Regions from separate parts of the Homo sapiens genome. Here region 1 is linked to region 2. The links are chromatin loops, found by intact Hi-C in ENCODE. Cell type or tissue: chondrocyte. All regions are shown on one strand. Links, peaks and the distances in the headings refer to the core of each region. The heading gives the core; the rest is flanking DNA. Region 1 has its middle 130 kb from the start of NMUR2. Region 2 overlaps LOC124901118 (a long non-coding RNA gene).

Region 1 (15,208 bases), core at 3,197-11,196, 1.6 Mb after region 2:
CCATAATAACTATAGAGGTGATTACTGAGTGATCTCTTTCCTGACAAGAAGCAAGAAAACTCGGCTATTTCATCCTCAGTGGCTGTAGTGATTGGTTTGGGAATGGTCACAGGAGACAAGTCAAGCCAACGTGCAGTACTAAGGTCTTTGGAGGTCTTATTAAAGAAAGGAAATGTCTCCTTCCTTGGAGGCTTGTTGAACTATAAAGAGACAGAGAGAGAAATCCTAAATTCATTGGGTGCTCCCATGTAGGATCTGAGATTAACACCAAAGGAGAGGAAAGAAGAGCTAAAGAGATGGTGAAATAAGTTTCTTGTAATAGTTCTTGGGATGCTGATCCAGCTATACCTGGAGCCAGCCAGAATCAGTCTTAGATATATGAACTAAACCCCCTCTTTTTGCTAAAGCCAGTGTGATTTGGGTTTCTGTTACTTGAAAACCAGTAAGTCTTGAGTAATAACTAAATTTACCTAGGAAAAAAGTGGCAGGCCAAGATTCAAATACAACAATGTCTTCTAACTTAAAATTTAATTATCTTTTCCATCACATCAGTGGTCTCATTTGCAGGGAAGAATGAGACTTAGGTAATGGAATAACTTAGAATAACATTTCCAACATATACATTTGCCCTCTATAGTCCCCTGCCCCCTAGGGAAACCAGAATGAAGAGAGGCTGAGGGTTGACAGTAAAAGGGAAATAAAGTTGAGAATATAAGCAAATTTATTTCAAGAAAGTTTCCTTGAGTGATTGATTCATTCCTAGCTCTAAAACAACTTTACAGTCTTATACTGCTTTGTTACATTGAGTGCCAAGAACTCAATTATGGTGTAGAAGTGAGATTCCAATTTAAAGCAGTGCCTTACACTTTATGAAACAAATAACTGGTTTCTGAGCTAGTAACAATGAACAATAAAGTAGAAAAATTTTCTTCTCTAAAGTAAATGATTGACTTCACTGGGTCCCTAGAATAAAATTAATTCTTAGAAGTACAGGAAGTAAGTGCATAGCAATTATGCTTTTGAAGAGGGAAATTCACGAATGACTACTGGAGGGCTACTGTGTCTTCTTACAAACAGAAACGACAATATCCTCAAAGATGTAGAAAAAACAAAGTACCGAGTCTGTCAGCTTCTGTGCAAATGTCATGTTCTTTGGAATGTTTACATAATTTTGCATGAATTTTAATAACACAGGCTATTTTGTTAATAAGTGTCAGGCATAATAAAGAGAATAAAATTGTTTTGAATATCACCTAGAAAAGAAAATGGGGTTTCAAGGATGGTTTTAGATCAAAAGGCTCAGGCAAACCTCTAAGCATGTCTGTGCCTACAGCAACATGGAAAATAGACTAGTTCTGAGCACTTAGCAGTGCCTGACTAGAACACCAAATTGAAAAGAACTATGAAGCTCATCTGGATCCAATGGGAAAGAATATCACAATTGACTATCTATGACTGTCATGGTCATGGGAATGGAAAATAGTACCTTGAATATACTGTACATATCTTCTCTGACTTAAACAACCCATGACTAATAAAGGCCTGCAGTTTTATCTTTCAACTCATGTGACCTCTTCTAAGTATTCTGAAATAATAATATTCACATTTGGCCATTATTTTAGAATAAAGAACAATTAAGTGGCTTATTTGGAAAGAGAAACTTTAAGCTGTGAATCCTGTGTCTGTCAACAACTATACTTCTACTGATCCTTTCAGGGAGACTTTGTCTCCATCTAATACAAGTGAACGGGCTGGATGGTAACTGATAACTTTCACTCTCAGGGAGAGACACTGTTTCATTCTGGGAAAAGCTAAGTTATGTTGACTTAAGATCTCTAATAGCAATCTTGCTTCTTCCAAGTATTGGCTGTGCATCCTTATGCTAATCATTTGACCTTTCTGGGCTTTGGGGTCCTTAGCTATACCACACAGAGACTTATTAGCTGTCATAATGCTCCATTGAAACAATGCACACAAACGTGCTTTGGAAATTGAGAAGTACTATAAAAATATGAGTTATTACGAGGCAAAAAAAAAAATCTGCAGCCTTCCTATTTAAAATTGAGAGATCTTTTGCAATTATAAGTCCCAATGGGTTTAACCATTTTACTTAGGATTACATGAACTCAATTCTACTATTCAGGGTGACAACAACTCAGTTAAGTTTTATATATTGATTGACTCACCTGATACCTTCAGGCTGGTTACCCTGTTGAATATTATTCCAGTCACCATACAGGTCGGTTACAGCTATCTTTATTAGCTCTCTCCCACTTGAAGAATGCTATTAGTCTAGACAGAATAGAATAGAGAGTGTTAATGTAGCCATTTTTTAACTCATAAGGCTGATATTTTCTTTACTCCAGCCTAGGCTTCCCCTGTTGACTCTATCTTTGACCTATGAACACAGGTTCTGAACTTGTGAAACCTCTAGTTATGCTCACTTTTTACTATTCAAGTGATTTTAGTGGACTCTATTCTTGTGTCTAAATCAGTATTTTGGTGGCCATCATTTTATGACCTGCACATTGTTTTCCCTAAACACTTCTGTTCTAATTTTGTAATTCTCCTTTCTGTAACTCATATATTTTTCTTATTTTTAAAAATCTACAAAAATAATAAAAACTTTAGAAGTATTATCTCATGTAATCATCATAACACACTTATCAGGTTTATAGATGGGAACATGAATACCCATGAAAGTTAATAGAACTTCCCAAGGTCATAGAGGTAGTACATAATGGAGATGAAATATAAATCCAGGTCTACATGATGCAAAAGCCTGCAACCCTTCCAGAGTATCCTGCTGCTTTTAAATCCTCATCCATATTGGAATTATCTTTGTTATCTTTACCTCTGATCAAGAATGTGCCAGAATGGCCTGTAACAAAATGTGTTTGTCTGAGAAACAGATATACCATTGTTGCAAGCACAATTTAAGTACTAGCCAACATTGCTGAAGTTGATGATCAGCTTGTGTCTTTATCTATAATATCTATAGACTTTAAACAGCAACAATAAAACAATAAAATATAGATCAGCATTACTGTTCATTCATTAGGACAAGAATTAGAGAATATTAAATGTCTCCATTTTCCTAGTTTAGAAGTGAAGATGCAGGTCGAAACCTTATCATTCTCATGGATTATGCCAGAGGTTTACAACAGAGATATTCAGTTTTTTCCCAAGACCCTAGGCTCCCAGAAGATTACCAGGTTTAGAGTTATAGAACTCAGAATAGGTTGAATCTTCATGTTTATTTTCCTACCTAATCATTTGAGAGAAAGTGAAATTTAAATCAGAAAGGTCAAGTGAGGCCAGGCATGGTAGCTCACTCCTGTAATCCCACCATTAATCTATGGACAAATGGCTGAGGCGGGCAGATCACCTGAGGTCAGGAGTTCGAGACCAGCCTAGCCAACAGAGTGAAACCCCGTCTCTACTAAAAATACGAAAATTAGCTGGGTATGGTGGCACGTGCCTGTAATATCAGCTACTCAGGAGGCTGAGACAGGAGAATCGCTTGAACCCAGGAGGTGGAGGTTGCAGTGAGCTGAGGTCACACTACTGCACTCCAGCCTGGGTGACAGAGCAAGACTCCATCTCAAAAAAAAAAAAAAAAAAGGAAAGAAAGATCAAGTCACTTACTACAATCACTGCAGCTAATACTACTCAGAGTGTCAGACTTGTAATGGAATATAAATCAGCATTTATGACTTCCTTCATCGAAGTCTGGCTACAAATAACCCCAGCTCAACTAAATTGTATGCTTATTTTATACATTTCATTACATTCTAGTTTCTTATGTAGTGCAGTCTAATAGCAGGTAGTATGCAAACTGGCAGTCCTTGGTCATATTTTGAGTAGCACTGACTGCAGCTAAGTAGTTTACAAGGCCAGAATTGGGAATTAGTTTCCAGCTATCCAAACCTACACTTTTTCAACTGAACTAGCATTTCCTACAATATTCCATGAAACAATATTCCCATAAGATGTTAAGTAATAGGTGTTCTACATTTTCTTAAGTCTGAAAAACAGTGGTCAAATGTAAATTTTTTCCTTGTTATACTGAATTTCTGGGTGGTTTTACTATGTTAATGTGCTCCATGACACTCAGAATGGAAGAGACCGTGTATTAGTTTTAAAACTTTATTGTACAAACACTTATTAACAAAATTAATCCAAGTGACTCAAGGAATACAGTTTGGGAAACTGTGTCCTGTATAGTAGGATGTTACACAAGTGAAGATCTTACTAGGAGTTTAAGGTACAACACAAATGTATTTCCCCCTCACATTTAGACCAGATCAATCTGATAGCCTCTGACTTAGTACATGGCTTGGTGTCACATTTAGAAAAACCACTATTTTAATGTTCAAATTTTAATTAAGGAGTCCTTTGAGTCTGTATCAGGCTTCCTTGTAGTAAAATCCCAGGAAATACTATATTCGTCTATTTTCTATTGCTTAAAATGCAATTCCTAAAAATGGGTGATTTGATAAGGAAAATAAATTTATTTCTTAGAGTTAGGAGGCTGAGAAGTCTAGGTTGAGAGGCCACATCTGATGAAGGTCTTCTTGCTGGTGGGGGCTCTCTGTGGAGTTCCGAGGTGGTACAGGACATTACATGGCGAGGGGGTCAAGTGTGCTAACGTACTAGCTCAAGCCTCTCTTCCTCCTCTTATAAAGCGCCAGTTCCCCTCCCATGATCATCCATTAGTCTATGGACAAAGTAATCCATTCCTGAGGGCAAAACCCTCATGGTTCAATCATCCTGAAAGGCCCCACCTCTCAATATTGCCGCATTGAGGATTAAGTTTCAACATAACTTTTGGAGGGGACATCCAAACCATAGCAGGTATATTTCAGAACTCCTACCAATTTAAGATTTTCTCTGTATCCATCTATTGCATCTAAACCTCATTTATCATAGTAAAGCAACTGACTGTAATTCAAAACTGCAAAACTCTCTTCAACCCACCCCAAGCTGACTCTTATCTTTCTTATCCCACCCACCTTGGTTTTTTCCCCTCTTCTAAGAGACATCTTTGCTCATTCCAAACTAAATCCATCCAGCCTATCTGTGCTCACTTCCATTAGCTCTCTTACCCACAATCCTGCTTTTACAATGAATCCCAGAAACAGCGTGGCAGGCAGAATTCCACTTGGCAGGCAGTAAAGGAAGAAAAGCTGTGAACACTCATACACTAACAATTGTTTTCTCCAACATATACTTCTCATTAATCATGCAAAGGCTTAATCTACTCTCTCTTTCATATTTATAATTCACACTCATTTTCAGTCTATTGTATATGTTGGAATAAACAATTAGTCATGTATTAGTGTTTACACCTTTCTGCCTCCACTGCCTGCAATCTATTAAACTTCAATTACTGTGACCTGGTAGAGGACATGAACTTCCATGAATTATTCTAGGTTGATAACTTATCCTGCCTGGAATTCTCTGATGACAAGGAAGCTGATTTTACTGTCTGAGGTCCACTACGTAACTCACATTTTGAACTAAATACTATATACTCTCCAGGCGGGTTTCCACTCCACTCTATATCTTGAAAAAAGATCTTAAACAACAAGGACCACTATAACACACTAGAGTTCACACTATACCAGAAGCAAGACAAAAAAAATGTCAGCAAAAGACAAATAAAAGATCTAGCACAGTCTCTTTGAATAATAATACGCTGGATTGATACTTCCTGTTTACTTTTAAAACCCCTTATATTCAGAACTGGACTGGGAACAGAAAATTTAAGTTCTTATATCATCCATCCCTCAACCAAATGACATTGAATACATCCCTTAAAATTTATAATTCTCAGTTTCTTCATCCATAAAACGAGTCAGTCAAACTGAAGTCCCTCTTGGCTCTAAAGTAATGTGATTTTATAGTATGCCTCAAGGTCTTTTAGGTACTTCGAGCAGTGGTTAAATGATCAGGTTCTGGGTTTGAATCTCAGCTTTGCTATTTACTGCTTGTATGACCTTGAACAAATTAATTATTCTCTCTGGGTCTCACTTCCCTAATCTATGAAACTGAAATAATAATAACCTACCCTACAAATTTTGGAGATTAAAGTAATGCATTTAAAGTACTTCAAACTTAGTTCCTAGACCCTAGTTACAGCTCAGTACATAGAAATTATTATCAACACCATTATAGGTTTTTTAAAATTTATTCCACACCCATTAAATGTCTGGCATAGTGTTCAGTGAACAGGTGCTGATCTGGGTATATCTCAGGCCTATGTTCACTTCACTTCCAGATAAATATTCCTTAAATAATACAAAACTATTGCCTTTTAATCATTAACCTTATTTTGACTTCTTATGCCTAGTGCTATACAGAAACTTATTTATTCAAAGACTTAATGTAGTACTTAAGTGCTAGACACTTTTCTAAACACTGTAAAAATATAAACTCAATCTTTCCATAATCCTATGAGTTGAATATATTATCATCTCACTTTCTCTATGAGGAATTTGAGTTGGTAACATGCCCCAGAGTATGTTCCAACAACTAGTATGTGCCACAGCTGGGATTTGGACTCAGGTGGCCTGTCTGTAAAAACTGTGTTTGTCCCACCAGGCCACACTGCCAGCCTTACACGCTACCATTCTTGGACTTATCCCATCTTGAATGGTTAACTAGTCTCTTCCCATTCTTCTGAAAAGTCCAGGCATTTCACTCATTTACGTTGCTGTACATTTAACTCTGCCTTCCTTCCCACCCCTTTCTAACCATCAAGTGGCGTCTTCCAGGTTCAACGCTCTACAGACCCAAATCTAAGACATCCATCAAGACTTCTTGCAATTTTCTCCCTTTCGATGTTGTCAGCTGTTTCTTCCGCTCACTCTGATGTCTTCTGTCTTGGTCTATTTCACTTGCAAGCAAAAGGGATGGGTAACATGTAATTTTTTGCACATGACTCCTCCTGCACATCCCACTAAACTGTAATTACCAAGAGACCAGGGTCTGTAGGATTCTTTCGCATTTTGTTCTCATGGTTGGTGGTCTGTCTCAAAACAGCCCTAGAAATTCCCTTATAAGCTAAAACATTAGGATGTATAGCATTTATTCGATCCCATTTTCTCCTCAAAGCAAATCTGACAACAGATACAATAGTCTTATTTGGCATAAGCTAGCCTACAGTGACATCTGGTGGCTATATTCTTAAAAGGTTTACAAACATTCACTAAAAGGGTAAGGTTTGTTCCTTAAGGAAAAGTTGCATTATCTATCAAAGCATGTGTCAGAACTGAGCTACCCACCAAGAGGGCAGGAAGAATCTGGTGAGATCTACACTCAGTCCTGAAGTACGGAGCACCTCCCCTCAGAAGGAGAAAGCACAGAAACTGAGGACAACTACACAGAAGTTGAAGTTCTGTGTTCCAGTCCTGACTGTTAGTGCCTGGAGAGTAGACAGGCCTCTGTTTCTCTCTGGGCCTTGGTTATCTATTTTGTTTTAATGATGGAAATAAACTCAGCCTCTAAGTTCTTTCCTCCCTAATAAAACAGAATATAATCTACAAATAAATACATACAATTTCTCTCAAATATCTAGTGCCAAGTAAAGTTAGTTATGATTTCTCATTTAAACATCACCTGTCTTATACAAGTACATCATAGAATTAGCCAAAATTAAGAGGCTAAAATCTCTCTCATACCAGTAGTAACAATAGTACCATTCACAAGAGTAATAATAACCGCTAACAATGCTATGTAATATGTATTCTTGTATGTATAACCTCATACTGTTAGACACAACTGAGGAGCCTTAAGCAGCAGACAGTCCCAGATGGCATCTTATGACTCAGGATGCCTCTGCGGAAGAGGTTGGGTCTACACAAAAGCCTCATAGGGCCGGCCTTCATAGCTGGAGAGCATCAACATGGGATTACAACCCCGTCTGTCCTATAAGACTTTAATGCCTCTTCTCTTATCTCACAGCCCTACCTGTAGTCATACAGGAGGCAGAGCAGTCCTGTTAAGCACAAGTGAGCAAATGTCCAAGCTGTCCAACCATCCCTCGCCTTCTCCATTGGTAACCAAGCCTGGATTAGGCTCAACAGAAAAGGGGTAAAGGCAAAAACTGGAAGAACTCTTGAAGCTGATATTAGACTGGATGCCTGGAAAAGGATGCCTGGATGCCTGGAGAAGTTTATTACTACTACAAGTGACATCAGAAGCTATGGAATATACTCAAGGTACTGTCAGGGCTATAGAAAGGCGGTTTGACACAGTACAGAGTAACAGCAATAGTAAAAGAATAAAGTTGCTTTCTGTTGGAGGTTTACTTAATCTGCCTCATTCAATAACCATATTTACTATTATGGACTGAATAGAATTGCCCATTTTGAATGACGGGTAAGCAGAAGAAATAACCTAATACAGAACCTCTGAAAGAATGAAAGAGATATGGAATACGAGAGATAGCAAAGAAAATAATACATTCCAACTGCTTTTCCCTGTTAAGGAAATATGAATGCTCTAAAACATGAAATAAATCCACAACACACAATAAAAAGAAAAGTAACAGTACAGGAATACTGGTATTGCATATACTGTCTAAAAGGATGAGGAGTTAAAGCAGAAATGGCATTTATGAAAAATAGTAAGTCAGTGATGTTGCAGGCAGGCTTGAAAAAATCACATATAATGTTGAAGTCAAAAAAGACCAAAATAAAAATGATTAGTGAAAAATATAACTATGTAGACGGGAGCAGATACTAGAGGACCATTACAGGAACAATTGCTTCCCCTGAAAAAGAAGAAAAACTAATTGCAATAGAAAAAAATATTCAAATAGGTATTGGAAGAAAATAATTTAGAAGTGAAGGCAAGAGTTTATCTGAAGGTCCAACAGGTTTCTCATTTTCCAGGGAAATTTAAGAATGTCTGAAATCACAATTCTGCTTAAGTTGTTAGACTTTAACAATAAAAGTGTGTTACATTTGAGTCCCACTAGAATTGCAAAAAAAAAAAAAAAAAAAAAAAAGAAGAAGAAGAAAGAAAGAAAGAAAAGAAAAGAAAGAGAAAAAAAAGTATCTTAAAAGCATAAGGTACAGAAGTGGTTACTGAAACAGGAAGAAAAGAGATATCAGGCCCTGACTTCTGGGACAGTTTAGATGCAAATAGCTGAGTTATGCCTACTTAGTTTTAACAGGGAACTGCATATTTGTAAAACATTGCACTCAATAAATGGAGAAAACACATTTACCCTGCACTTCTCCCCTAAACTCCAAATTCATTCCAGAGGCTACTCTTTATCACCCAATTATCTAATAGACAACCCAAAAACAAAATTTCCAAAACCAAACTCCCAGTCTTCCCCTGACAATTAGGTCCCAGTTTCTCCACATTTAAGTTAACAAAAATGCATTTTCTCTTCACTCAAACAAAAAAACCCAGCAGAGTCATTTTTAACATTTCGTTCTACCACTCCGCACATCTGAACTATGTAGAAATCCCATTGGCTCCACTTTGAAAATAAAGCCTAATTTGAACATTTCTTACCACCTCCCCTGCCATCACCCTTTTCCACATCACTACTATTTGTAACCAGGATTATTAAACCAGCTTCCTAGTTGTGTCTGCTTTCATCCTTACCCCTAGTTGTTTATTCTTAGGGAGATCCTGTGTTTCATCCTCTAACTTGGGACATTTTTGAAAGTGAAAGGGGCTAGGACAATAGGCATAAACTAGGATCGTCCTGCACAAGGCAGGGCGTATGATCCTTCTACTTAATCTTAATACAGAAGCCAGGAGTGTTTTGTTTTCTGTTTTGTTTTTGAAATGGAGTCTCACTCTGTCATCCAGGCTGTAGTGCAGTGGTGTAATCTTGGCTCACTGCAGCCTCCACCTCCCGAGTTCAAGTGATTCTCCTGCCTCAGCCTCCTCAGTAGCTGAGATTACAGGCATGCACCATCACATCTGGCTGATTTTTGTATTTTTAATAGATAATGGGTTTCACCATGTTGGCCAGGGTGGTCTCAAACTCCTTACCTCAAGTGATCCTCCCCCCTCACATCTCAAAGTGCTGGGATTACAGGCATGAGCCACAGTGCCCATTCAGCCAGGAGATCTTTTTAAAACAAGAGTCCTGCCACTCCTGCTCAAAGGCTTCTCATCTCCTTGGCTTAAAAGCCAATGTCCTTCCAATGACCTACAAAGTTCTCCATGTTCTGGCTGCCTGACATCTCTGACCACACCTCTCTCTTTCCCCTCTCCCTTTACTCCAGCCACAAGTCCTACTTTTTCTGAAAACTGCCAGGCACCTCCTGCCTCCAAGCCTTTGCCTTGAGGCTCCTCCTGGAAATGCTTTCCCCTCCCCCATTGCCTCTGTGTGACTTACTCTTTCATTCCTAGCAGGCTTTGCTCAAATGTCACCTCATTAGCAAGTCTTCCCTGACAACCCTGTTTAAAATTGCAATCTCCTCCCCCAGCTCCCATGTCTTTTATTTATAGCACTTATAACTTGCCCATACTTCTATATTGCTTACTTATTACATTTTGCTGTTTGTCTCCTCTCATCACTGCCCCACTTGAATGTGAGTTCCACGAAGGCACATTTTTTTCCTGCTTCTTTTCTCTGACCTAGTCCTTATGATACAACAGTAAATGGAAATAAATGAAGACCAACCCAATGACAACAAGCAAGTCCTATTTGTTCAGAGCTTGCTGTAGTAAGGGAGCCAGCCACCACCCCTAGTGTTTTAACAGAGACTCAAAGGCAGGCAGGGCAGTGGAGAAGCTTTAGAGTGGATACACTGGAACACTTCAGGTGTGCCCTGACTGTAAGCTAGTGGTCTGGGGAGGCTGTAGGTCATTTACTAAATGTGGGGCATCCTATGTGATCAGTTAGGGGTATTTATTTGGCTTTGTCTGATCCAAAGTTGGTATTGATATGGGAGGGGGGCAGAGAAGTGCTCGACAGAGAAGGGCAGTGTCCCTGGTAAGGGCTCCACCCTCAGTCCTGTGCCCACAGACCTAAGTGAGAACAGGCACTCCTGTTTTCACACTCAAATGATGTATTTTCCAAGACCACTCTGGCCTGCCTTGGCCCCCATTTTGTGCCCATAAAAACTCCCAGACCATAGCCAGCACAGACACAAGCTGCTGGACGTCAGGAGGAGCAGAAGAGCACACTGACAGACACCAGTAGATACCGGCAGTCCATTGACGGCGGGACAACATGGAATTCGATCTGAGGCAGTTGGAAGAGAGTCCCGCAGCTGGGTGACCCGACTCCAGGGAAAGACCACCTTCCCACTCCATCCCCCTTCTGGCTCCTTATCCACCAATCTGAGAGCTACCTCCATCACTCAATAAAACTTTGCACCCATCCTCCAAGCTCACATGTGATCCCATTGTTTCGGTACACCAGGGCAGGAACCCAGGACACAGAAAGCCCTCTGTCCTTGTGATAAGGCAGAGGGTCTAATTGAGCTGATTAACACAAGCCGCCTGCAGACAGCAAAGCTGAAAGAGCACACTGTAACACAGGCCCACTGGGGCTTCAGGAGCTGTAAACACTCAACCTTAGATGCTGCCATGGGGTCGGAGCCCAAAAATTCTCCCCACGACCTGCCTGTATGTTCCCCACAGGGGTTTGAGCAGCGGGGAACTGAAGAAGCAAGCCACACCCCTGTCACATGCCCTGCGAGAGGGATAAGGGAACTTCTTCCATTTCCATATGTTATTTATATCATAAAAGTGTTGATTAAAGAAAATCTCCTTATAATGTTTAAGGTTATAATCTATAAAGACACGGTTATCATTCAATCTTTTAGTACTGAAAGATATAATATTGATATCTATAAAGTACCATCTACAGACAGTGGAGGTAAAATCTACAAAAAAAAAAAAGTAGGAAACTGTTCATCTCTTATAAAACTTGACCTTTCAGGTGAGTAAAAAATTATTAAGGAGACTTCAAAAATATAGTAAATATATTGTAAAGAGATAATATAAACTTTTCAAGTACTTTTTTAAGCCGCCTAATATAGCACTAAGAAAAATTTTTAAACAAAATTATAAAGGAAGAAACTGACTTTATTTTTTAGTCATAATGAAACTCGAATAAAAAGCAAAAGTGAAACAGGAAATATGGGATCAGCAATACTAGCAACTCCTGAAATGTAACTGAACAAAACAGAGAGATGCAAACCTCTCTCATAATAGCTCTTATATTACAAAGGATAGCAAAATTTCAAGTATAGACTTTGCTTCTAGCAATATAGTGAACTAGATTCCTTAATGAGACCTAGATAAGTTATGACAAATGTGTTATTTTTTTTAGTTCATTGCTAAGCACTCAAGAAAATAAGGCCATATAAACAGTAACAGTGAAAGCAACCCAGTGAGAACAAGCAAAGCACTAACACCACAGCATCAATCAAATGTATAAATCAGGACTGCTTTCAAGGCAATGCTGAAACAGGAAGGGAAATCGGAAATGAGCAACTCCAGGCCTTTGAGAAGTACTGGAGCTGAACTTAGACTCCTACATTAAGCCAGGGGTTCACAGGGGGACTATACCCTGCAAGAGTCTGCTTACCAGCAAAGGGAGGCCACTGGGAATTCTGGCTGCAATTGTTTCCATATGCAGTTTCCCTTGAGAACTGTAGCTCTTGGCCTGCTCTCACCTGGGTCTGGAGTTAGAATGAATACCATCTTTCTGGTCAGAAAGAAATCCCAAGCCAAGGAAATAAAGTAGCCCCTATGTGGTAGCATCTCCTGAGGTCCAGCAGAAGCAAACACAAGTACACCACAGAACAATGCATCCCAAATTTTGGTCGTTTAGTGTTCTTCAATAAGTTCAGCTTTAAATGACTTCATGAAAGGTAAAACAATAACAGAAATAAATACATGAGGAAGCAAGAAACCATAAATGAGATTAAGCAAATTTAGACTCCAGAGGACTTCAAATCTTGAAATTATCAAATAGAGAGTAAAGATATAATAATATTTCAAAACCAAGAAATTAAACAAAAAAAGCAAGAAAACACATTTAGGAGGGGATTCTCTGAGTAGCTTGAAAAGGGGATGCCAAGGGGAATGTGCTCAGGCATCTTGCCACAATGGTATTGTTGTGTGTCTTAGGTTGGGGGATAGGATTGCAAGTGTGTGGTTATTCTGTGCCATAACACACATTCAATATTACAAATAACAATTCTCCCAAATACTACATGAAATATAACTTAAGTGTTAAAAAACATTTAAGAATCTTTGTGTACATGTTTATTCTTGTTTTCTCCTAAAGCCTCACCAAAATGATACTTAAGATATTTTTAGAGTTATTTAAAGGTATTTTTAATCAACCCAGAAGGACAAAGAGATAAACAGTTGAGGTGACAAGAGACACATAGCTGAGGATGTGGGGAGGATGCTTCCAGGAGTTCTCCAGCATCTTGTCCTCACTGTTGGGTCTCTCCAATTGCAGCTCCCTGATGTAGGGGTACTTCTCCTCCAGCTGGCTGCTCCCCAAAGTATACTCCACAGCACTCCACAGCCTCTTAATGTAAGGCTTCCTTTTTCCTGCCAGGCTGTCCTCTGAACAGCACCCCTTTTGACTCATCATCAGAGAGGACTTCAGTTATGTCCTGGACCACTTTCCCTTTCTCAGGTATGACTCAGGACCCAATGCACATTTCCTCCAATAGTTATATCTCTTTTATTATCCCATAAATTCTAGCAAGTGTTCATTGCTTCCTTTCATGATGGCAGAGGATTAGACAGAAGTTCCCTAGAAAGCAGTCGCAGCTAAAAGCAGCAGTACTACAATGCAAACAAAGATTAAACACCATGTGCATCAGGTAGGATAAGTCACCAAAAAAAGGCACACCAAGGCACATTGTAGTATTACTGCAAAACATTAAAATCAAAGAAGAGGACTTAAAATCTACCAGAGGGAAGAGATCAGTTTCTGGCAAAGAGCAACAATTATACTCGCAATAAGCTTCTCAATAGCAAAAATGAAAGACAGAGAATAAATGTCAATCTAGAAATATGCATCCAATAAAACCAGTTAAATATTTTCGGAAAAATAATTCTTAAGAGCTTGCCAACTGTAGAACCTTAATAAAGAAATTTTCAAAGGATATATTTCATGATTATAAAAACTTGAACAATGACCTAGAAAGTAGTTCTGAAATTTTAACAAGGGAACAAACAAATTGGTAAATGTGAAAATAGGTATGAACCTTGTATAAAATAATAATGTCAGTTTGTGGGCTCCAAAAACATATAAATGCTATGTAAAAATTACATGTAAATTAAAAGTAGAGTCATCAGAGAGAACACATTCTCAGTTCCCTGTGATTTTAGTAGAGAAGGTTAATATGTTGATTAACTGTAATTTTTAATAATGTTTAACTTCTACAATGAAGTAGAAACTAGGTAGTCATCATATAAGTTACTTTACTTCTGTCTCCAATTTCTTCTATCAGCAATTTCCTACTCAATGTATGTTGTTCTTTTTCTATCCCTGAATGAAAATTCTTGTAGTCTGAGACTTTTCTTACCACTTTTAGATAATCAGGAGTCACACACTTTTTAAGACACAAAACTCAGTCTCAAACCTGTAAAAAGCAGTTTCTAATCCAGTGCATTTATAAAACATTCATCTTTATTGCAAAGCGAGTTTTCTTTCTTTTCATCCAAATAAGATCCACTTGTAGATACATTGCCTTTTGGCTGTGAATGACAGTAACAGGTTCATTTTCTGAAAGAGAAACACATTACTGGTGTTTTTTCTTCCAGGTTGTCAATGGTGACTGTTGAATATTGGGTCCTAGTGACCTCTGTTCCTTCTTGGTTCTCAAACTGAAAAAATCTTCTTTGGGGAACCTGATAGGTGTGCAAGGAAAGACCTAAAAGCACTGACATTTGGGGGATCCCCCAAGAACACAGTCCTTCCAGATCAACCTCAGTAAAGTCCGTTGTTGACTAGCTCCAACCTGAGGCTCACCACTTCTGCCCGATCTCACAGGCCTGTCTTTAATAAGAAAAAAACCACCAATGATCCTAAAACATTTGAGAAAATCCTCTTACAAAGATCCAAACCCCAAATATAAAATGCAACTGACAGAAGAAAGCCAAAACTATGCACTGTGATGAAGCTTAAACAAAATCTCACTGATAATCTCAAATATATTCAGAACAAAAACAGATTTTTCATCCATAAATC
Region 2 (15,208 bases), core at 3,967-11,966:
TCCCAGCTACTTGGGAGGCTGAGTCAGGAGAATCGCTTGAACCCAGGAAGCAGAGGTTGCAGTGAGCCGAGATCGTGCCACTGCACTCCAGCCTGGCAACAGAGCGAGACTCTATCTCAAAAAAATAAATAAATAAATAAATTAATTAATTAATTAAATAAATAAAAGAATGTGGCAGCCAGAATGATCTTGTTTTATCCAAGGTTAGATTGTATCGCCCCTCTGCTCAAATCCCTGTAGTGGCTTCCCACCTCTCATTAGGTTCCTAAGAAAGTACAGGACCCTACAAGCCCATATGTGATCAGCTCTCACTCCTTACTGTCCTTATTGTGCCCCAGTGACATTGGCTTCCTTGTTGTTCCTCAGAGCATCCCTCAGGCAGGCACAGTCCTGCCTCAGTACCTTTGCACCTGTTGTTACCTCTGCCTAGAATGGCCATTTTTCTATTTCTAGCTCCTAACTCTATGTCTTTTTTAAACACATTTTTTTGTGATAAACGTTTGTAAAACTGATCATTTGAACTATTTTAAAGTGTACAATTCAGCGGCATTATGTAAATGCACATTGTTCTGCAGCCATCACGGCTATCTATCTCCAGAACTGGTCATCAACCCAACTGAAACTCTGTACCCATTAAACACTAACTCCCTATTACCCTCTCCCCACAACTGCTGGCAACTACCCACCATTCTACTTTATCCTTTTTGAATTTGACTATTCTAGGTACCTCATGTAAGTGGAATCATATCATATTAGTTCTTTTGTTTCCAGTTTATTTCACTCATAATATTTTTTAGATTCACCCATGTTGTAACATGTATCTGAGTTTCATTCCTTTTTTTTTTTTTTTTTTGACAGTGTCTTATTATGTTGCCCAGGCAGGTGTGCAGTGGTGCAGTCACTGGTGCAGTCATAGGATTATAGCTGGTTGTAGCCTCAAACTCCTGGGCTCAAGCCACCCTCCCACCTCAGCCTCCTAAGTAGCTAGAACTACAGGCCCATGCCACCACACCCAGCTGATTTTTTAAAAATCTTTTGTGGAGACCGGGTCTAGCTATGTTTCCCAGGCTGGTCTCAAACTCCTGGCCTCAAATGATCCTCCCACCTTGGCCTCCCAAAGTGCTGGTATTACAGGTGTGAGCCACTACGCTCAGCCAAATTCCATTCCTGTTTTCAAGATTGAATACTATTCCATTGTATGTATGCCACATTTTGTTTATTCATTCATCAGTAGATGGACATTTGGGTTCTTTCTACCTTTTGGCTACTGTGAATAATGTTGCTATGAATAGCCCTATGTCTTCTATACTGCAGTGGATACACAGTATTTATGTAATTAAATAATGTTGCAAAAAACTTTTAGGTGCCACTATAGCACTGAGCACAGTGCTGGTAACAGAGCAGCTAGAATGTTCTTTTTACACACACAAGGCTAACTCTGCTGCTGGGACTTGCCTATGGCTTCTCTTCATGTTAGAATATGTCTATGAAGCCAGGCATGGTGGCATGTGTCTGTAGTCCTGTCTACTCTGGAGGCTGAGGTGAGAGGATTGAGCCCAGGAGTTCAGGCTGCAGTGAGCTATGATCACAGAATTGCACTCCAGCCTGGGTAACAAAGCAAGACCAAGTCTCTCAAAACAAATAAACAGAAAACAACCTACAATCTATGAGAATCCTTACCACAGCCCATAAGGCCTTACATTATTTGACCCAACTTCTAATTTTTGCCTTCTTTCCTTCTCTTCTAGTTACACTGGTCTTGCTATGTTCCTCAAATGTATACCAAATTGATGATTCCCTCAGGGCCTTTGCAAATTTACTGTGCCCTTGTCTAGAAATCTCTTCCTCTACCCCTCTGCATGGTTCTCTCTCCGCCTTCTCTCAGGAACCAGATCAGGGGTCCTGCCTCAGAGAGAGCTTCCCTGACCAGCTGATCTAAGATATCAACTAGCACCACCACCATCTCCATTTGCTTGATTTTTCTCCAAAGCAGGTATCATTTTTGGTCTCCCTGTCTAGAATGTGAGTTCCAAACAGACAGGAACTTTGTATTTGCCTTCTATGGTGTTCCGTGCCTCTGTCAGCACATAAAGTCACGTACTGTTCAACAACATTTCAGTCAACAATGAACTGTATATACCAATGGTGTTCCCATAAGACTATAATACTCTATTTTTACTATACCTTTTCTATGTTTAGATATGCTGAAATACACAAATACCATTGTGTTACAATTGCCTACAGTATTCAGTACAGAAACATGCTGTACAGGTTTGTAACCTAGGAGCAATAGGCTATACCGTGTCGCCTAGATGTGTATTAGGCTATCCTATCAAAGTTTGTGCAAGTATGCTTTATGATGTTCTCTATGAGAAATCACCTATTGACACATTTCACAGAACGTATCCCCATCACTAAGCCATGCACAATTGTATTTCCCTTCATTGTGAATCAGAAAACTGGTGCTCCTTCCAGGCAGAAGAACTTACAGAAAGGATCCCCCCTCTCCTTGTGCTAAAGCAGCCAGAACAGAGCCAAGGTGTGTGGATTTCAACTCATATTCCCACCCAGCCACACAAACTAAGCTGTGGCCTTTCCTGGGTCTGGCACACAGTAGGTGTTCAATAAGCCCCTGTTGAGTGAAGTACTGTATAGCAGTGAAGATCAAGTACAGGAGGGAAGATACTCAGCATCTCTCTCCTTCCCATCCCCTCTTCTAGCTCCTTAGAAGATTCTGCACAAAATTGGATTTGAGCTTTTTCTCATGTCACTTGTTGATCAAAGCTGCATGCCAGCCCAGTCTGGCCCCAATGAGGACTCTAGCCCAAGAACCCAGCTTTAATCCAGGGACTCTTTGATCACTTTGTACAATATGGGATGCACCAGGCAGGGGGTGGGCTTCTGGGGCTTTATTCCGCTCGCTGAGACAATACCATTTGAGACATGGGCAGTCTGTTAGCTCTGGCTGGTTTCCTGGGAGAACTGATCTGGTCATTGACTGAAATTGAACAAAAAATGTTACTTTCAGACTGAGCCCTCTAGGCCTATTGTGGGCGTTAAATAAGATAATGTGCATAAAGGGCTTACCGTGCAGACCCTGGTCGAATGTAAGCACTAGTAGCTGGGTGAAATAAAAGCTCAACAACACAGGAGCGTTGAGAGGGATGAACAGAATTTCAGCTGTCAGGCAAAACCTTCTGCTCTGGCCTGTGCCTCTCTGCTCTCATCTCCTGTTACTCTCCTCATTCGCTCCAAAGCAGCCACACTCTCCTTCTTCCTGGTCCTTGAAGGCCCTCTGCCCATGCCAGCCCCAAGGCCTTTGCATTAGCTCTTGTCTCTGCCAGCTGTTTCCCCAGATCTTCCTCCACTGTTAGCTCCCTTTCATCCTTCAGGTCCCAGACTACATATCACCTCTTTACAGAGACCTTCCTTAACTACCCAGGCACTCTCTCCCATACTTTACATCCTGCCATGTTTCCTTCACAGTGCATACATATCCCTCTTTGCCATAGTCTCATTTATGTGTTTATTTACTTGTTTATTATTGGGCTTTCCCAAATAGAATATCAGCTGCATGGGGCAAGGGCCCTGTCTGCTCATTGCCTGCTATATTCCTCCATCCTGGAACATTTGTGCCTGACACGCAGAAAGGGCTTAAAACATACATTTGATGAATGAGAAGCTCCTCTCTTTCCCCATATTCCCATCTTTACTTTTTTTGTTTTGTTTTTTAAATGAGCTGCGTATTCTCTTGCTCACTCTTCGGTTTCTTATCTTGTCATCAGTAACAACAGGTCTTTCAGTATCCCCCCAGAATATACTTCAGCAAGAAGGGTCAACCAGAGGAGAGGTGACAGGCGCAGGCCTTCAATCTCCCTGATGAGGATATGAAAAGCGTTCCTACTCGATGTCCTCACCTTGGCTTTTTTAGGGTCCCTTGTTACTGACCCCATTTGTCAAGAACTATACCCTCAGGCTCGTCTGGACCAGCCCTGAGCTGAGAAGATGTAAAAGTAGAATGGGTCAGCAAGTCAAGAGATCTGCAGACCAACAGGTCTGCATGTCAGTCTAACTCTCTTTCACCTTGGCCAAGTCCCTTAGCTACTCAATTTCCTCATCTGAAAAATGAGAATAATTATGACTCTATAATGATATAATTTCCAGGTTGATATGAGAGAGGTCTGCTTGACTGCAAGCAAAACCCAGAATGCTATAAGTGTTGGACTTCTGTGTCTCCTGCAAATTTAAAGCCTTCTTGCTTCTTCTTTCCTTGGGCATCATCAAGCTCAAATGATACATTCTCAGAGAAGCCTGACCAACCTCCCTAAACAGAGTAAGCTCCCCAGCTATGGAACCTCTTAGCAATGCCTTTCCTTAACAGTCACAATGTTTACAGTTGCTGGGTCATTGTTTGATATCTGTCTCCCGCACTGGACTGTAAGTCCCATGAGGACAGAGACAGACCGTGTTTGGTTTTGGTATTGTTTGTTTTTAGTAGGCTTTACTTTTTAGAGCAGTTTTAGATTCATTGCCAAATTAAGTAGAAGGTACAGAGATTTCCTGTATACTCCAGTCCCAACACATGCATAGCTTCCTGAATTATCAGCATCCCCCACCAGAGTATTATATGTATTACAATTGATGAACTTGCATTAACATTATCATTGTCACTCAAAATCCATAGTTTACATTAGGATACACTCTTGGTATTATACCTCCTATGGGTTTGGACAAATGTATAATGACATATCCACTATTATAGTATCATACGGAGTAGTTTTGTTACTGGTGGACGGTATCCAGGTTTTTGGTGTTTTGAACAAAGAATTGGACAAAACGCACAAAGCAAAGAAAGAATGAAGCAAGAAAACAGATTTGTTTAAAACAAAAGCACACTCCACAGGGTGGGAGGGGGCCCGAACAAGCAGCTCAAGGGCTTGGTTACAGAGTTTTCTGGGGTTTAAATACCCTTTAGAGGTTTCCCATTGGTTACTTGGTGTATACCCTATGTAAATGAAGAAGCTGAAGTGAAGTTACGAAGTTATTTACTTGGTGTACATCCTATGCAAATGAAGAGGATGTTTCCTGTCATAGCAGAAGTAGAGTTACAAAGTTATTTACTTGGTCTTAGAAAGTTGGGCTTTTTCAGTTTGATTTAGTTCTACGAAGTCCTTAGGTTCCCTGCCTCCAGGCCTTATTCTCCTGCCTCAGTTTTACTGCCCTAAAAATCCTCTGTGTCCATTTATTCATCCTTCCTACCCTAACCCAGCAACCACTGATCTTTTTACTGTCTGCATAGTTTTGCCTTTTCTAGAACGTCATATAGTTGGAATTACACAGTATGGAGTAGCCTTTTCAGATTGGCCTCTCTCACTTAGCAATATGCATTCAAGGTCCTTCCGTGTGTCCTTTTGTGGCTTGATAGCTCATTTCTTTTTAGTGCTGAATAATATTCCATTGCCTGGATGTAACACAGTTTGTCCGTTCACCTACTGAAGGACATATTGGTTCTTCCAAGTTTTGGTAATTATGAATAAAGGTGCTACAAACATCAATGTGCAGGTTTTTGTGTAGACATAAATTTTTGACTCCTTTGGGTAAATACTAAGGAATTCAATTACTGGATCATATGGTAAGGGTTTTTCTAGTTTTTCAAGAAACTGGAAAACTGGCTTCTAAAGTGACTATACCGTTTTTCATTCCCACCAGCAATGAATGACAGTTTCCATTGTTCCACATCCTTGCCAGCTCTTGGTGCTGTTAGTGTTATGGGTTTTGGCCGTTCTAACAGGTGTGTAGAGGTATCTCACTGTTTTAATTTGCATTTCCCTTGGCCACATGTTAGGACTTCATGAGGCTGTGTCACAGGCACGTCCCTAACCTTAGCAAAATAAACTTCCTAAATTGATTGAGACTTGTCTCAGATACTTTTTGGTTTATACAAGCAAGCACATTAAAAAGATACTCCACATCACCGGGTGCAGTGACTCACACCTGTAATTTCAGCACTTTGGGAGGCCAAGACGGGCGGATCACAAGGTCAGGAGTTCAAGACCAGCCTGACCAACATGGTGAAACCCCATCCCTACTGAAGATACAAAAATTAGCCAGGCGTGGTGGCATGCACCTGTAATCCCAGCTACTCAGGAGGCTAAGGCAGGAGCATCGCTTGAACCCAGGAGGCAGAGATTGCAGTGAGCCGAGATCATGGAACTGCACTCCAGCCTGGGTGACAGAGTGAGACTCCGTCTGAGAAAAAAAAAAAAATATTCCACATCATATTTCATCAGGGAAATGCTATCTGTGTGGGAGTAGAATGGGAGGCAGGTTTTCCCTAAGCAGTTCCCAGCTTGACTTTTCCCTTTGGCTTTGTGGTTTTGGGGTCCCAAAGTCTGTTTTCCTTTCACACTTGCCATGTGTGTTTTCATTCCCTGGCATATCCCCAATACCTAGCACAGTACCTACCCCAAAATAGGCGCTCAACAAACATCTGAGAAATAAATGAATCGATCAGTCAATTAATTAATAATCCTACACCCACCTCTTTAAAATCTGTATTCAGAAAACTCATTAACACTAGTCTCAATGACCCAAATTTCTATCTGCGCCAGGTTGGTCATTTAACAAGGCTCAAACTTATAATACAGAGGAAGAGAAAAAAATTCCTGGAGCTGAAATTTCCCCACCTGTACCTGGTCAGCCTCAATCAGCCTAGACTTTGCTTCTAGCTTCCTGTGTGATCTCAGACAGGTCACTCAAATTCTCTGAGCTTCAGGTTTATCATGTGTGGGTTTGTGAGTGTAATGGCAGCAGGAAGGAGAGATGTCTAGATAAACACAGAACATGGTTGTATTAAATAAAGCAGTTGAACCGGATGCTCTTTAAGGTCTTTTTTAATTTCAAAATTCTGTGACTAAATCCTGCAAGGTAGGATGGGAAAAGTGGGGGCAGACATGGAACACCACTTGGGATTCAATCCAGTTTCTGCATCTAGTGGCACTTCAACTCCTATTTTGAATGCAAAGAAAGGGTTTGCAGGATGCCTATGTAGGGGTGAAGGGAATTTCTCCCTCCCCTTCTGAAAGTTTGAGTCTTTAAGTCTCCAAAATAAACTGGTAATAGACAAACTAACAGGAGAAAAGACCTACACATTTATTAATGTGCCATTTGCATGGGAGCCACACAAAATATGAAACTCAAAGAAGGGCCAGATGGTTGAAGCTTAAATACCCTCATCATAAGAAAGAATAAAGTGGGGGATGTAGGCAATTTTAGAAGAAGAGTAAATGATTTTTAAGGGAGATGAATGAGCCTGGAGAACAGACAATAACCTGGGACAAAGTTCCTCAGAGGTGGTGACAAGTTATGAAAAGGCGGGGGGCAGAATTGCACTGTGAACAAAGGTTGTCTTATTATGCAGATAAAGTCTCTCAGGTAACAACCCTCAGAAGAGTAGTTGAAAGAACAGGTGAAAAGTCTGTCTGTGTGTGGTATCTGGGCTTGGAGACTTTTAGTTTCCTCTCCTGCAGAAGGAGCTCCTCCTCTCTGGTTAACATAGATTTCAGAGAAGGAGTCTAAGACATTAATTCCTCTACTTCTGAAGCTTATTTCTGAGGGCTGTCAGTCTCCTTAGTTCAAAGGAGTCAGCATGCAAAAGTGCCATATTTTGGGGTGTCCTTTTCTGAGCCCCAACACCTATTTGAAATGACCTCTAGATGGGAACTGCCTGTCTCCCTTTCTCTTTTTCTCCCAGACCCTACTTTGTCATTTCCACAATGAGATGCCAATTAAATCAATCCTGTCAACTATAAAGGAACACCACTGAATCAAGACAGTAGATATCAAAAGTACCTCAAGTAGGATACACTTTGAAAGAGCAAACAGAGAAGGCCACAAATCTCAAACAAAGAATAAATATACTATGTCATTGGGTGGACCCATCTCAAACAGAGCATTAGCCAGTAGGGTCAGATACAAATATCAGGTGTATAGGGAGCCATCCTCCTCCTGGCACTGCCATGAAAGTATCAGGGCTTGGTAAACGAGAGTGCTTTCTGTTTAATTACTTTTCATTTTTGTACAAAAGAAAAAAAAGGTATACAAAACACAGAGAGGTGGTGGGGCACAGGACCAAAGGGGGCTTCCTAGGAGTTTGAGACTCTTGGAAGAACGGCTGCAGTCTGTGGGCACCTCTGTAAAGTAAGAGGATTGGATACTCTATAACCCGGTAGTCTGAACCTTAGCTACACATTAGAATCACCTGTGGACCATTAAAAGCTCTGGATGCTTAACCTGCATCCCAGACCAATTAAGTCAGAATCTCTGGGAGTCAGACTCAGCCATCCCTACATGATTCCAATTTGTAGCCAAGTTTGAGAGAACCACTGCTCCAACATGGCTCTCAGGGCTCTAAAATCCTGCTAAGGTTTCTTTTTGTCCAAGCGGTAGGTCCTCTATTGTTCCACTAGGTGGCACCTTCCAGCAAACTTCAGTGGGTCCAGAGAAGTCGCTTCTAGGTCTAACTGCAAGGAATGAATTCATGAAGCAGGGCTTGGTGGTCTTTGCTGCCAACGAGGGGTCTGCACTCTTGACAAGAAGGCTGAACTTGTTTAACAACTTGCTGGTGAGTGCTGGAGCCACAGATGGTTGATTCATCCCTGTTTAAAAAGGTGAGGCTGGGCTGGACGCAGTGGCTTACGCCTGTAATCCCAGCTACTTGGGAGGCTGAGATAGGAGAATTGCTTGAATCTGGGAGGCGCAGGTTGTGGTGAACTGAGATCGCGCCACAACACTCCAACCTGGGCGACAGAGCGAGACTCTGTCACAATAAACAAACAAAATAAAAAGGTGAAGCTTGAAGAGAGATGTCTCTATCTCTTATGACTGGGTTCACCTCTTCACGGATGCACTCTGGTCTCTTCCCCCACCCCCACCCATCTCTCCAGCAGGATTGATAAACTCCTCTCAAAAGTTCTCAAGGAGCCCCATTATGTGCAGTAGTGTTCTTTTTATCTGGATAGTTAACAACACCCTGATTTTCTTTGAAGATTCACCCTTCTGCATCTCAGAACTTAGCCAATCAGAGCAGTAACCCCCTTCAGCTGCAGTGATTGGTCCAGGGACGGAATCTGAACAATCGAGGTTCAATTCCGTGGCTTTTGTATAGAGGCTATCAAGAAAGTAGTGGCTTCTTCCAGCGGATTGTTGCGAGCTGGATGTGAGCCCCACCGTGAGGCGTGTATTGGACCTCTTGACTCGGCTCCTCCGCACCTTCTCCCCACCCCAGGGAGGCGGTGTAGACTACATCAGTGGGCTTCCTTGCTCTATGTTTTCCTGTTGGGTTTAGCCCTTGAGGAGCCAGGGCAGGATTTCAGAGGGAGGGAGAAGAGCCAGGTCAGAGCATTTCTTTCCCCCGCCATTCCCTTGCTGCAACTTTGCCGCAGGCTGTCTGTGTCCTCCACAAAAGTCCATGGCTCCCATCGCGCAGGCTTCTTGAAACAGTCCTCCCTTTCTAGATTCCAATAACTGCCCCTTTCCTCACCCTTCAGGGCTAGGGCTGGACATCACACGCTGTTTCTGGCCCCATGGTACTGCCCCGTCCCTCATGGTTACACTATACCCTGCCCCATTTTCCTCCTATTAAACTCTCTTCCAATGTTCCAGTGTGAGAGTGCCATTCGTTTCCTGCAGACCCTAACTCAATCAAGGGAAAAGCTTCTTGAGAACCTGAAAACAGTCCCAACACAGGGGAAAGTGGAGCTGAGAGATCAACCAGTTACCCAAGCCAACCCCTGATGTCATCCATGCCTCCGGGTCAACTCCCCTCCCACATTCAAACAATTACCTAATAATGCTGGTTTTATTGCCTAATAAATTTTAAATGTATCCCTTCCCCTCTAGGCCTATTATATGAGACATATTTCAGGTGCCTGTAAGATGAATCCTTGAGCAGAAACCTGCTACTTATAATGACTCCGTTTTCTACTTTGTAGACAGCCTCCACCCTCATTTCTGGGCTGGTCCTTGACCTATGACTTTCCTGAACTGTCCTAAGGCAAGTTCAAAAGGATGAGCTGAGCCATTCAGATTCTATCTCAGAAATTGGAATCCAGTGACACAGAGGGAAGAAGGCAGCTGGTGGTGGCCTCTGAAGGTGGCAGTTCAGGTAGCACAAGGGTGGAGATTACTCTTGGGCCACACTGAAGGAGAAGATATGGGAAGGCAGAAACCAGGAGTAACAGAGGAAGTGCTTCAGTCAAAAGAAGCCAGTGCAGCCCAAGTATGGGAGGCAGGGATGCTGAGAGAGAAAACTGAAAGAGAATCACCTTGCCTCCTGGTTTTCCAGTTCCAGTTCTGGTTTCTGGGATGCCTGACTAGACTGAAGCCCCTGCCTTGGAGTTTACGCCTTCCCTGACGTTATGAGTGACTCTGTCACTTACGACCAAAGGAGCCCTGGCCTTGATACTTGATACTCTTGACTCAAAGTCCAAGTTGTAGCCATTACCATCTCTCGCTTGAATTGTTGTATCTCTCACTCCTAACTCCTCTGCCATTTCTGTCCTGCATTCCCTAACATTCATCCTCTCCACTGGAGTGACCATTCTGGGATGCCAACTTGCCATGTTGCTTCCCTCTGGAGGTTTATTGTCCTCACAGTAAAGTCCGAGTTGCTGGCCTTACACTTTATACAAAACTGCTAGTCGCTCATTACCTTAATAATGCTATTTCTCACCCCCATGCCTTTGCTCATGCTGTTTCCTCCTCCAGGAATACCCTTCACATCCTCTTGTACTGATGAATTCTTACTCAGCTTCAATGCCATCTCCTCTTCCATCACTTCTTCACTTTCCCATCCAGTTTGACTAAGAACTCCTTCCTCTTTTTTTCTCATACTACTGTGTATATTCCTATTTTAGCATTATATACTAATAAAGATGAGGGTGATGATGTTGGCTAACATTTATGGACCTCTTATTACATACCAAGTGCTAACTAGCACCTTACAGATGTCTTCTCTTTTAATCCTCATTGAAACCCCATGAAGTAGTTCTTTTATTATTCCTACTTCTCAAAAGAGAAAACTGAAGCAAAGATGTCAGGTGACTTGCCCAAAATCACACAGATAGAATGTGGTTGACTCAGGTCTATTGTTCCTTTCTTTTTTTAAAAAACTAACAGTTTAATTGAGATATAATTCACATGTCATACAATTAATTTACGCATTTAAAGTGTACAAGTCAATGTCTTAATATATTCACAGCTGCGTGCAACCATCAACATAATCAATTTTAGAACATTTTTATCACCACAGAAGAAACTCATACCCATTGATTACTCATTGTTTTAATGCTGCTCTTAGCAGCTGGTGTGGTGCCTAGCACATAGTATCTGTTCGACCAGCACTTGTTGAAGAATGGATAGCTACCATATCTTAGAAGACAGGGAAAGGTGCAAGAGAGAGGCTCTTGAGGCAACGCGTCTGTCATTTCAACATCAATTAAGAGATTTGCCTGATTCTTTTGTTTATTTATTTTATACTATTTTCCTTTCTTTCTTCTTTTTTTTGCTCAGTCACCAGGATGATGACAAGTGACAGTACAGTGGTGTGAACAAGGTTCACTGCAGCCTTGACCTCCTGGGCTCAAGTGATCCCCCTGTCTCAGCCTGTGTAGCTGGGGCTACAGGTGCACGCCACCATGCCTAGCAAATTTTTTGATTTTTTTGTAGAGACAGGGTCTCACTTTGTTGTCCAGGTCATCTCGAACTCCTGGGCTCAAGCAATCCACCTGCCTCAGACTCCTAAAGTGCTGAGATTACAGGTGTGAGCCATTACATCTGGCCCTATTTTTCCTTAGTAACAGCCCCCACTTACTGGTGGAGGTGTGTTGTAGATATAGGAGTCTGCTCTTACCATTTGCTCAGGGTTTTTTTACATCTCTGTGGCCCCAGGGAATTTCTCATCCTCACATTTGAGTTCTGGGATATTGCTGGTGATAATCTAGGTGCTGGGTATTTGATTTTGATTTTCAGTGGGAGAGAGTAAAGCCAGATTGCTTCTACTCCACCATTTTGGTGACATCACTCTCTACCACTGATTAAGTATTTTTTATGTGTGAAACCTTACAGTGTGTGATCTGTATATATTATTAGCTTATTAAGCAACAAAACCTGGAGATAGATATTATTGTATCCATAACACAAATGAGGAAACCAAATGTATTAGTTCATTTATGTTACCATAACAGAATACCGGAGACTGGGTATCTGTGAAGAAAATAGGTTTACTTTGGCTCAGGGTTCTGCAGGCTGTACAGGAAGTGTGGTGCTGGCATTCATTCCTAGTGAGGCCTCAGAAAGCTTTCAAACGTGGTAGAAGGGAAGGGGAGCTGGTGTGTCACTTGGCAAGAGAGGGAGCAAGAGAGAGAGGAAGGAGGAGCCAGGCTCTTTAAACAGCCAGCTCTCTTGTGAACTCCTAACCATGGGGAGGGCACCAATCCATTCATGAGAGATCTGCCCCCACTAGGCACACCTCCAGCATTGGAGGCCATATTTTTCTTTTTCTTTTTCTTTTCTTTTTCTTTTTTTTTTTGAGACAGAGTCTCGCTCTGTCACCAGGCTGGAGTGCAGTGGTGCGATCTCTGTTCACTGCAATCTCCTCATCCCGGGTTCAAGAGATTCTCCTGCCTCGGCCTCCTGAGTAGCTGGGACTACAGGCACCTGCCACCATGCCCGGCTAATTTTTTGTATTTTTAGTAGAGATGGGGTTTCACCATGTTGGCCAAGATGTTCTCAATCTCCTGACCTCGTGATCTGCCTGCCTCTGCCTCCCAAAGTGCTGGGATTACAAGTGTGAGCCACTGTGCCCAGCCTGGAGGCCATGTTTCAACATGAGATTTTGAGGAGACACACATTCAAACCATATCCCCAAGACTCAGGGATTTCATTTGTCTAAAGTCAAACAACTAGTAATCAGCATCATCCTAATATTAAGTAAACAACTACTACCTTTAATAGAAGATTTAACCATGCTTAGATACTATGCTAAGTTCTTTATGAACATCACCTCATTGACTCATTTATGCATTCAACAGATATTTATTGAGTACCTACCACAAGCCAGGCATTGTAACAGATGTTAGGGATTGGGTGGTGAGCAAGCAGATGTTCACCCAGGATTCACAGTCTAGTGGTGGAAAAGGCATTGTAGAAATGAGCACATGAATAACAACTACATTAGATGGGAGGAAGAAGAAAAGACCTGTTGGCTGTTAGGGGAAGATCTGGTATTAGAAGCCACTACTCCTTGAATCCAGGTCCAACATTTTCTGCAAAGTTATACTAGCGTGATTCCTCTAGGATGTTTTCCTAGTGGGACATTGGGTTTGCCAATGGCTCTCTGAGCTGCTTGTCCCTGTAGGAAGTTCCTGCCACCTACTGAATGCATGTTCATATACACACATACACTCAGTGGGAGCTACACTGCCCATGCCCTCATCTGCACAGCTTGCCTAGGGAAAAACCAATGCTGTGGGCTTTGCAAATGTCTTATCCTCAGCTGGGGGATTTGCGTTTGAAAAACACTTCTCTGTATATGGGGCTGGATCTTGCTTTTATTACATAAATGATCCTGGAGATCACTTCATATAAATACATAGAGATCATTCCCATTCTCTTTTTCAGCTGCAAGTACTCCACAGTGTGAATGAATCAGGTTCAGTCTCCTATGGATGGACATTTGGAGTTGTTTTCAATCTCTGGCTATTAAAATAACATAATAATGAATAATCTTGTGTGCAGCTTGTTCTGTAGTGTGGAGGTGAATCTTCAGGAGAGATTCCTAGAAGTGGAAGTTGCTGGATTAAGGGATAAACACATCTTCAATTGTAAAGCTATCCTTTTGCACTCCTACAAGCAGTGTAGGAGAGTGCCTGGTTCTTCACAGCCTAGGCCCACACAATATTTTTTAAAGCATGCATTTTATATAAAAATTCACACTCCTGGTTTCTCTTAAAAATTGCAAGATCTATAAAAATTACACACACACACACACACACACACACACACACACACACACACACTGCAAGATCTGGCAACACTAGGCCTGTTTTCCTGCATGGCAATAACAAGCTAGGGCTGAGTGGTCGCCATAGCTCTGTGGGTCTTAGACGTTTCAACTGATCCAATTCAGCCCCTTCATCATGAAGATGAGAAAGGTCTACAGATTCATAGAGGCAGCTGAGTGGAAGTTAACTCCCAGTCTCTTGCATCAAGTGACCTCCAGAGTAAGTACAAAAGGGATGGGTAGCAAGGGAGGGTAAGTGTATAAAAGCACTGACAATTCAGCATTAAAATTGAAATTGTTTTTAGCATTTACTGAGCTCAGTAAATACATTGCACCACACTGTAGTTAGTTAAAGTGTGACTAATCCACATAGAGCAGAGTAACAAATTGGTTTCTATTTCTTCTGAGCAACCATAAAGAGGGCTAATGCCATAGCAGGAGGATCTGGGTTATGTATTCATTCATTCCCTCATTCATCAAACATGAACTGTGTGCCAGCCCCTGATCTAGGCACTGGGAATTTAAAGACAAACAAGCACTCGAACACAGGGATCTAAACACACAAGTATGGAAAAAACTTGATATAATGCAATAAGGGTTTTATTGTAGGAATGTACTACAGCCTGCTATGAAAGCCCAGAGAAAGGAACTTCTAATTCTGCTAAAGGGCACATGGAAAAGCTCACAAGGGAGGTGATGTTTGGGAGGATCCTAAATGATGCATAGGTGTTTGCTAAGAAAAAAAAGGGACATGGGAGAGACTTTCTTGAAGATAAACAATGTTCAAAGACAGAACGTGACAGAAAACCAGCTTAAAAAAGATTTGGGCATAAAAAAGAGGAAAAGGATGACAGAAATTTGCTGTCTTACTTAATTGAAAAGTCCAGGGACTTCGCAAGTGCTGTGAACTTCATGTGTTTAAAGGATGCCATCAAACCACAATCTCTCTCTCTCTCTCTGTCTCTCTCTCTCTCTCTCTCTCTCTGTCTTTCTCTCTCAACTCTTCTTCTTACTCATGATTTTTGCCCTCAGGCAGGCCACTCTCTCCAGATGACAGGCACCTGCCAGCAGCTCTAGGTTTACATTATCCCGACAGCTAGCAATGCCAGGGGAAATTTCTCTTTCTCAATAGCTTCACTAAAAATC

What was found. Hi-C counts contacts between places; a loop is a spot of excess contacts. Peaks named below come from ENCODE experiments on the same cell type or tissue, not always from the same donor. Only the 100,000 strongest peaks of a DNase experiment are listed, where the experiment ranks them.
Region 1: a loop joins it to region 2, with 9 times the contacts of the local background. A loop is called at or near these places in 7 of 110 quality-filtered maps.

Annotation. Positions count from the first base shown.
Region 1 is chr5:152,524,788-152,539,995 of GRCh38, reverse strand. No RefSeq gene overlaps it. Among named protein-coding and RNA genes, the nearest start is that of NMUR2, 130 kb to the right of the region's middle. In chondrocyte, for the core only: CTCF peaks have their summits at 6,956 and 7,180 (motif pointing left); no DNase peak of the experiment used is centred there.
Region 2 is chr5:154,173,554-154,188,761 of GRCh38, reverse strand. LOC124901118 (a long non-coding RNA gene) reads left to right here. Exons shown (of 2, transcript XR_007059010.1): 2 at 13,681-13,782. Among named protein-coding and RNA genes, the nearest start is that of GALNT10, 9.6 kb to the left of the region's middle. In chondrocyte, for the core only: CTCF peaks have their summits at 8,238 and 8,466 (motif pointing right); no DNase peak of the experiment used is centred there.